Regions from separate parts of the Homo sapiens genome. Here regions 1 and 3 are each linked to region 2. A link is a loop called in an ENCODE intact Hi-C map of the cell type or tissue named here. Cell type or tissue: endothelial cell of umbilical vein. All regions are shown on one strand.

Evidence for each region. Peaks named below come from ENCODE experiments on the same cell type or tissue, not always from the same donor. Only the 100,000 strongest peaks of a DNase experiment are listed, where the experiment ranks them.
Region 1: a loop joins it to region 2, with 13 times the contacts of the local background. A loop is called at or near these places in 9 of 110 quality-filtered maps.
Region 3: it touches region 2 in a loop (6-fold over the local background); 22 of 110 quality-filtered maps call a loop at or near these places.

The regions. Positions count from the first base shown.
Region 1 is chr19:49,144,781-49,147,280 of GRCh38, forward strand. It overlaps PPFIA3 (PPFI scaffold protein A3), which reads left to right. Exons shown (of 30, transcript NM_003660.4): 22 at 1,163-1,225; 23 at 1,386-1,412. Among named protein-coding and RNA genes, the nearest start is that of HRC, 9.4 kb to the right of the region's middle. In endothelial cell of umbilical vein, CTCF peaks have their summits at 1,242 (motif pointing left) and 1,448; DNase peaks (open chromatin) are centred at 1,261 and 1,451.
Region 2 is chr19:49,073,876-49,076,375 of GRCh38, forward strand. No RefSeq gene overlaps it. Among named protein-coding and RNA genes, the nearest start is that of KCNA7, 2.4 kb to the left of the region's middle. RefSeq lists a silencer at 183-342. In endothelial cell of umbilical vein, a CTCF peak has its summit at 1,202 (motif pointing right); a DNase peak (open chromatin) is centred at 1,226; H3K27me3 peaks cover 416 bases.
Region 3 is chr19:48,998,902-49,001,401 of GRCh38, forward strand. RUVBL2 (RuvB like AAA ATPase 2) reads left to right here. Exons shown (of 15, transcript NM_006666.3): 2 at 418-472. Among named protein-coding and RNA genes, the nearest start is that of RUVBL2, 6.3 kb to the left of the region's middle. RefSeq lists an enhancer at 871-1,165. In endothelial cell of umbilical vein, a CTCF peak has its summit at 1,023 (motif pointing right); a DNase peak (open chromatin) is centred at 1,040.

The sequences.
Region 1 (2,500 bases), 71 kb after region 2:
ACCTGTACTTGAATGTAATTGGAGAAAGTCATAACATCTTAGCCCCCAAAATTACTTTAGTGGGTCTTTTTCTTCCTTGTAAACACCACATCCTTTATCACACCTAAGGGCATTCACATTGTTGTTAATTTCTTTTTCTTTTCTTTTCTTTCTTTTTTTTTTTTTTTTGAGATGGAGTTTCACTCTGTCGCCCAGGCTGGAGTGCAGTGGTGCGATCTTGGCTCACTGCAACCTCCGTCTCCCTGGTTCAAGTGATTCTCCTGCCTCAGCCTCCTGAGTAGCTGGGATTAAAGGCACACGCCACCATGCCCAGCTAATTTTTGTATTTTTAGTAGAGATAGGGTTTCACCAACGTTGGCCAGGCTGGTCTTGAACTCCTGACCTCAGGTGATCCACCCGCCTCTGCCTCCCGAAGTGCTAGACCACTCTCAGCCTAATTTTTGTATTTTTAGTAGAGATGGGGTTTCTCCAGGTTGGCCAGGCTAGTCTTCAATCTCCAAAAGTGATGTGCCCGCCTCAGCCTCCCAAAGTGCTGGCACTACAGGTGTGAGCCACCACGCCTGGCCACAGTTGTTAATTTCATTTACTATTCACTCTGTATTCAAATTTCCCCAACATACTTAAAATATGTTCATTGTTTCTCCCCCACTAGGACGAAAAGTGTCTGTCGTGTCCCTTGCCATATCCCACACCCTATGACGGTGACTGGTGCCTGACACTCACCAGAAGTACATAAATGTTTTTATCCTTGTATGGATTCCTAACTCGTGAGGTTGTTGGGAGCAGAAGCTCAATAAATGTGAACCCCCCCCGCCATACTCCCTAAACATTTGCACCATGGCTGTGTCTGTCCCCCACTTCTGAATCCTCATTCTGTACCTCTGTGTGAGGTCAGCGAGGTGACGTCATTTGCACAGGGCCACACAGCAAAATGCATGGCAGGGTCCCAATTCCAACCTGAATTTGTTCAACTCCAAAGTCACATTGCCTGGTACATGGCAGGTGCCCTATAATAAGAATCATTCCTTTTCTCTGTTACTGCTTGCCCCAGAAAGCAGGAGGGACATAAACGTGTGGCCCAGGGCCTTCAGGAGGACACCCTCCTTCCTCTCCCCCACGCGAAGCCCTCTCCCACCATCCATTAACACTCCCTGCCCCTCAGTCCACAGGAAACGTGTGGATGACACACGAGGAGATGGAGTCCCTTACGGCCACGACCAAGCCCGTGAGTGCCCCCTGCCGGCCGCCTTGGGGGTGGCACTAACCTTCTTTGGGGGTGGGGGCGGGGACCGAGTCTGTGGCCATCCCTAAGTCCGCTCCTTGCGTCCTCCTCTGCCTGCCCCTTAACTCACCCCTTCTCTCCCCTCTTCCTACTAACGGGTCAGGAGACCAAGGAGATCAGCTGGGAGCAGGTAGGGGGCGCGGGGCGGGGCGTGAGCGCATGAACAGGCTGTGCACGACGCATGGATGCCCCTCCTCCGAGCCCTGCCCCTGCCTTCACCAGAACATGCCATCATCCCCATGGGGGGGCGCTGCGCCAAGCTTGGCTCTGGACTGTTCCATTATGGCTTGGCGGTGGGGAGGGTAGAGGGGATGCGATGTGGAAGCCCAGACTGTTGCATAGTCAGCCTTATGCATGGACCATTTCATCATCGTGGGTTGTGGGGGCTCTAAGGGGCTTCAATTCTGTAGCTCAGGAGAGACTGAGCAGCCGGTGTCCCTATAGTGGAGGGGGCGGGGGCTACAGTGGACTGCTCAGTGTACCAGGGCCAAGGAGGACACACTGGCTGTGGTGGTGGTGAGGCAGCCAGGCTGAATGAGAAGTTGGGGAGGAGGAGCTACACTTTGTTCTCAAGAAACAAGAGGCGGCCGGGCGCAGTGGCTCACGCCTGTAATTCCAGCACTTTAGGAGGCTGAGGTGGGCAGATCACCTGAGGTCAGGAGTTTGAGACCAGTCTGGCCAACATGGTGAAACCCTGTGTCTACTAAAAATACAAAAATTAGCCGGGTGCAGTGGCTAGCGTATGTAATCCCAGCTACTTGGGAGGCTGAGGCAGGAGAATCGCTTGAACCCAGGAGGTAGAGGTTGCACTGAGCCGAGATTGCACCATTGTACTCCAGCCTGGGTGATAGAGCCAGATTCCATCTCATAAAAACCAAACAAATAAACTAACAAAAAAACCCAAGAGGCATGAACTCACTGTCCACGGAGGAATTATGTTTGACTGTGGTCATAGATCACATATTTCCAGCCAGGGGGAGGCGTGGATTTTGTGCTGATGCTGAAAGGAGTGAGGGACTTGGGACTCATCTGGAATATTGTCCTGGGCCAGATATAACATTAGACAAGTATTTTCAGGACATTGCAAGAGTGATGGCCCTTTCTTAGTGGGAGAGCTGCCTTGAAAGAGTCCATTGTCCTGACTTGGGGGTTTAGTGACGTTGGACTGCAGTGAGACAGAGTTAAAGCAGTGCTTCCCCAAATTTAATGTGTAGTGGG
Region 2 (2,500 bases):
CTTTCTGAGACCTAGCAGGACCTGAGCTGCGGCTATGACTCTGGCAAAAGGAGTCTGGTCTTGCCGGAACGGGCGGGGGTTGGGGGTGTGGGCCGGGGAGATGCCACAGGGTCATTTTCAGGAACTGAAGGGCGCAGAGACAAGACGGTGGCCTTCTAGCCACTGGTGTCCGGTGACACTGCATAAAAATAGCTCCATCAGATGGGCTTGGGGGAAGTGGAGGGGTTTGATCACTGAGACTCCCAGGAAAGAAGTCCTGGTCGCCCTCTGCTGGGGGTGTGGAGAGAGGTAGGTACTAAGGGTTCGAACGCCCTGCTAATCCTGGCACTCTTTCTCTTCCTGTCTTCCTTCCTTCCATTCCTTCTCTCTTCTTTTCTTCTTTCTTTCTTTCTTTTTTTTTTTTTCTTGAGAGGAGTTTCCCTCTTGTTGTCCAGGCTAGAGTGTGGGGACGTGATCTCAGCTCACTGCAACCTCCGCCTGCCAGTTTCAAGCGATTCTCCTGCCTCAGTCTCCTGAGTAGCTGGGACTCCAGGCACCCGTCACCACACCCACCTAATTTTTGTATTTTTAGTAGAGACAGGGTTTCACCATGTTGGCCAGGCTGGTCTCGAACTCCTGACCTCGTGACCGCCTGCCTTGGCCTCCCAAAGTTCTGGGATTACAGACGTGAGCCACTGCACCCGGCCTTTTCTTTCTTTTTCTTTTTCTTGAGACGGAGTCTTGCAGTCGCCCAGGCTAGAGTGCAGTGTTGCGATCTTGGCTCACTGCAACCTCCGCCTCCTGAATTCAAGCAATTCTCCTGCCTTAGCCTCTGGAGTAGCTGGGATTACAGGCGCCCACCACACGCGGCTAATTGTTTGTGGGCGGCAAGCCACCCAGGTGCCGAGGCAAGAGACCGAGGGCACGAGCTGTTCCAGTATAATAAAATATATAAAATAAGAATAGTTATAGTAGATATAGATCATAGATATGATTATATATGAATATCATTAATCATTAGTTTGTAGCAATTACTCTTTATTCCAATATTATAATAATCCTCGCTCTACAATCATAACCTAGGAAAAACCAGGCCATACAGAGATAGGAGCTGAGGGGACATAGCGAGAAGTGACCAGAAGACAAGAGTGCGAGCCTTCTGTTATGCCTGGACAGGGCCACCAGAGGGCTCCTTGGTCTAGCGGTAACACCAGCGTCTGGGAACACGCCCGTTGCCAAGTGGACCATGGTCTAGTGGTAGCCTCAGTGCCAAGGAAAACCACCCGCTACTTAGCAGACCAGGAAAGGGAGTCTCTCTTTCCCTGGGGGAGTTTAGAGAAGACTCTACCCCTCCACCTCTTGTGGAGGGCCTGACATCAGTCAGGCTCACCCGCAGTTACCCAGAGGCCTAACCATCTCCCTGTGATGCTGTGCTTCAGCTCCTAGTCCGCTTTCATGTTCCATCCTGTACACCTGGCTCTGCCTTCTAGATAGCAGTAGCAAATTAGTGAAAGTACTAAAAGTCTCTGATATGCAGAAATAATGGCGTAAGCTGTCTCTCTTTCTCCTCTCTCTCTGCCTCGGCTGCCAGGCAGGGAAGGGCTCCCTGTCCAGTGGATACGTGACCCAGGGGACCTTACCTATCCTTGGAGATGTCTCACACTCCTCACCCTGCCTCTTTGTCTTATATCCAATAAATATCAGCACAGCCAGGCATTCGGGGCCACTACCGGTCTCTGTGTCTTGGTGGTGGTGGTTCCCCGGGCCCAGCTGTCTTTTCTTTTATCTCTTTGTCTTGTGTCTTTATTTCCACAATCTCTCGTCTCTGCAAACGGAGAAAAACCCACCGACCCTGTGGGGCTGGACCCTACAATTGTTGTATTTTTAGTAGAGACAAGGTTTTGCCATGTTGGCCAGGCTGGTCTTGAACTCCTGACTTCAGGTGATCTGCCCGCCTCGGCCTCCCAAAGTGCTGGGATTACAGGCATGAGCCACCTCACCCGGCCCTTTTCTTTTCTTTCTTTCTCTCTCTCTTTCTTTCTTTCTTTATTTTTTGAGACAGGGTCTCAGTCTGTTGCCCAGGCTGGAGTCTAGTGGCACAATCTTGGCTCACTGCAGCCTCGACTTTCTGGGCTCAAACGATCCTCCCACTTCTTTTTTTTTTTTTTTTTTTTGAGACGGAGTTTCGCTCTTGTCACCCAGGCTGGAGTGCAATGGTGCAATCTCGGTTTACCACAGCCTCCGCCTCCCAGGTTCAAGTGATTCTCCTGCCTCAGCCTCTCAAGTAGCTGGGATTGCAGGCATGTGTCACCATGCCCAGCTAATTTTGTATTTTTAGTAGAGACTAAAATACATGTTCTCCATGTTGATCAGTCTGGTCTCGAACTCCTGACCTCAGGTGATACGCCCACCTTGGCCTCCCAAAGTGCTGAGATTACAGGCATGAGCCACCCCACCTGGCCCCTCCCACCTCTTCTAAGTAACTGGGACTATAGGCGTGAGCCACCATGCATGGCTATTT
Region 3 (2,500 bases), 75 kb before region 2:
CCTGTAATCCCAGCTAGTCAGGAGGCTGAGGCAGAGAATTTCTTGAACCCAGGAGGCGGAGGTTGCAGTGAGCCGAGATTGGGCCACTGCACTCCAGCCTGGGTGACAGAGCGAGACTTCATCTCAAAAAAAAAAAAAGAAACAGGGAGGATTTCATTCATTCACCAAATAACCAAATATGTGCTGGACCCTGAGGACCAAGCTGTCGATGAGACAGACAGTCCTTGTCTTCCTGGGGCTCAACCAACCAGCCATTAGGCAGTGACAGGCAAGAGGGGTGGGGGTGACTGGTGCCTGTCCCATCGCCTGCCTGTGAGGGGAAGGAGTGGAAAGGACCATCTCATGGGAGGGACAGAGGAGGGGTTGGTGAAAGCTGGGACCACACTAGTCCTCTGACACATCTTCTTGCACCCCCAGACAGCCACAACCAAAGTCCCGGAGATCCGTGATGTAACAAGGATTGAGCGAATCGGTGAGTGAGTTGGGTCAGGAATAGGACCTAAGCCCTGCCTGCCATGTGCCCTGACAGAGCAAACCTATTGAGGACCCCTAAGATGGAGAGGGAGGTGGCCTGCACACCAACTGTGCCCCCACTACCATTCCCCCACTCGCCCTATCTAATGGGGGAGGAGGATCCTCAGTTCCAGAGTTGGGTCAGATGATGCACTGGGGACCAGGCTGCTATCCTGGCTATCCTGGTGGGGTTCCCGGGTATGTTTGCCTGGAAGTCATAGATATTTACTGGGTGCTTTACTGGGTTTGGCCTCGTATACCCAGTACACACTGTGGGGTGAGTTCCCTGAGGGCAGGGACGAGGTCGTGTCATTCCTAGCTGTGTCCCTAGCACAGGACCTAACAGAGCAGATGATCAAGAGATAACCATTGAATGCACGAGTTTGCGTCCTGTGGAGCCCTCGCAGTAGCCGCATGAGGTGCATATTGTAACTGTTAGCTGAGGGAACTGATTTTCAGGACAGCTAAATCACTGGCCCCGGCTCACACAGAGCAGGAAGTTGAGACGCAGTGAGGCCAGCAGGGTGCGCTCTCACAAAGAGCTTTACCGGCAGGGAAGTGACCGCATTCATTCATGCAGCAGGCTCACTGATTCAGGGCATCCGAGAAAGGCAGTAAGGGCTTCTGGCTGTGAAGATGGGTTTTAGAAGCCCAGTGCTGGATTCCTGGAGCTTAGCTCTGCCACTTTCCCACCATGTGGCCAGGGACTAGTTCCTCTCTGTGCCTCAGTTTCCTTATCTGCAAGACGAAGCTAAGATAGTTTACCTCATCAGTTAATGTAAGATTCAGTAAGGTAGTTCATATAAAGCATTTTGGGTCTGTGTGCCAACACTGTTTCATCTATTAAAAGTGCTGGGGCACTGGGTGCAGTGGCTCATGCCTGTAATTCCAGCACTTTGGAAGGCCAAGGTGGGCGGATCACCTGAGGTCAGGAATTTGAGACCAGCCTGGCCAACATGGTGAAACCTCGTCTCTACTAAAAATACAAAAATTTGCTGGGCGTGGTGGCGCGTGCCTGTAATCCCAGCTACTCGGGAGGCTGAGGCAGGAAAATTGCTTGAACGAGGAGGTGGAGGTTGCAGTGAGCCAAGATCATGCCATTGCACTCCAGCCTGGGTGACAAGAGTGAAACTCTGTCTCTCAATAAATAAATAAATAAAAGTGCCGAGACTGGGTGCTGTAGCTCACGCCTGTAATCCCAGCACTTTGGGAGGCCGAGGCGGGTGGATCACCTGAAGTCAGGAGTTTGAGACCAGCTTGGCCAACATGGTGAAACCCTGTCTCTACTAAAAATACAAAAATTAGCCAGGCATGGTGGTGCATGCCTATAGTCCCAGCTACTAGGGAGGATGGCTTGAACCTGGGAGGCAGAGGTTGCAGTGAGCCAATATCGTGCCACTGCACTCCAGCTTGGGTGACAGAGTGACTCCATCTCAAAAACAAACAAAAAGTGCCAAGTATGGCCGGGCATGATGGGTCACGCCTGTAATCCTAGCACTTTGAGAGGTGGAGTCAGGAGGATTGCTTGAATCAGGAGTTCAAGACCAGCCTGAGTCACATAGTGTGATCCTGTCTCTAAAAAAAAAATAAAAAAATTAGCCGGCAGTGGTGGTCCATGCCTGAGTCCCAGCTACTTGGGAGAACTGCTTGAACCAAGGAGGTTCAGGATGTGGTGAGATGTGACTGCACCATGCACTCCAGCCTGGGTGACAGAGTGAGACGCTCTCTCAAAAAATAAAAATAAAAACATTTTTTTTTTTTTTTGGAGACGGAGTCTCGCTCTGTCGCCCAGGCTGGAGTGCAGTGGCGCAATCTCGGCTCACTGCAAGCTCTGCCTCCCGGGTTCACGCCATTCTCCTGCCTCAGCCTCCCGAGTAGCTGGGACTACAGGCGCCCGCCACCATGCCCGGCTAATTTTTTTGCGTTTTTAGTAGAGATGGAGTTTCCCCGTGTTAGCCAGGATGGTCTCGATCTCCTGACCTCGTGA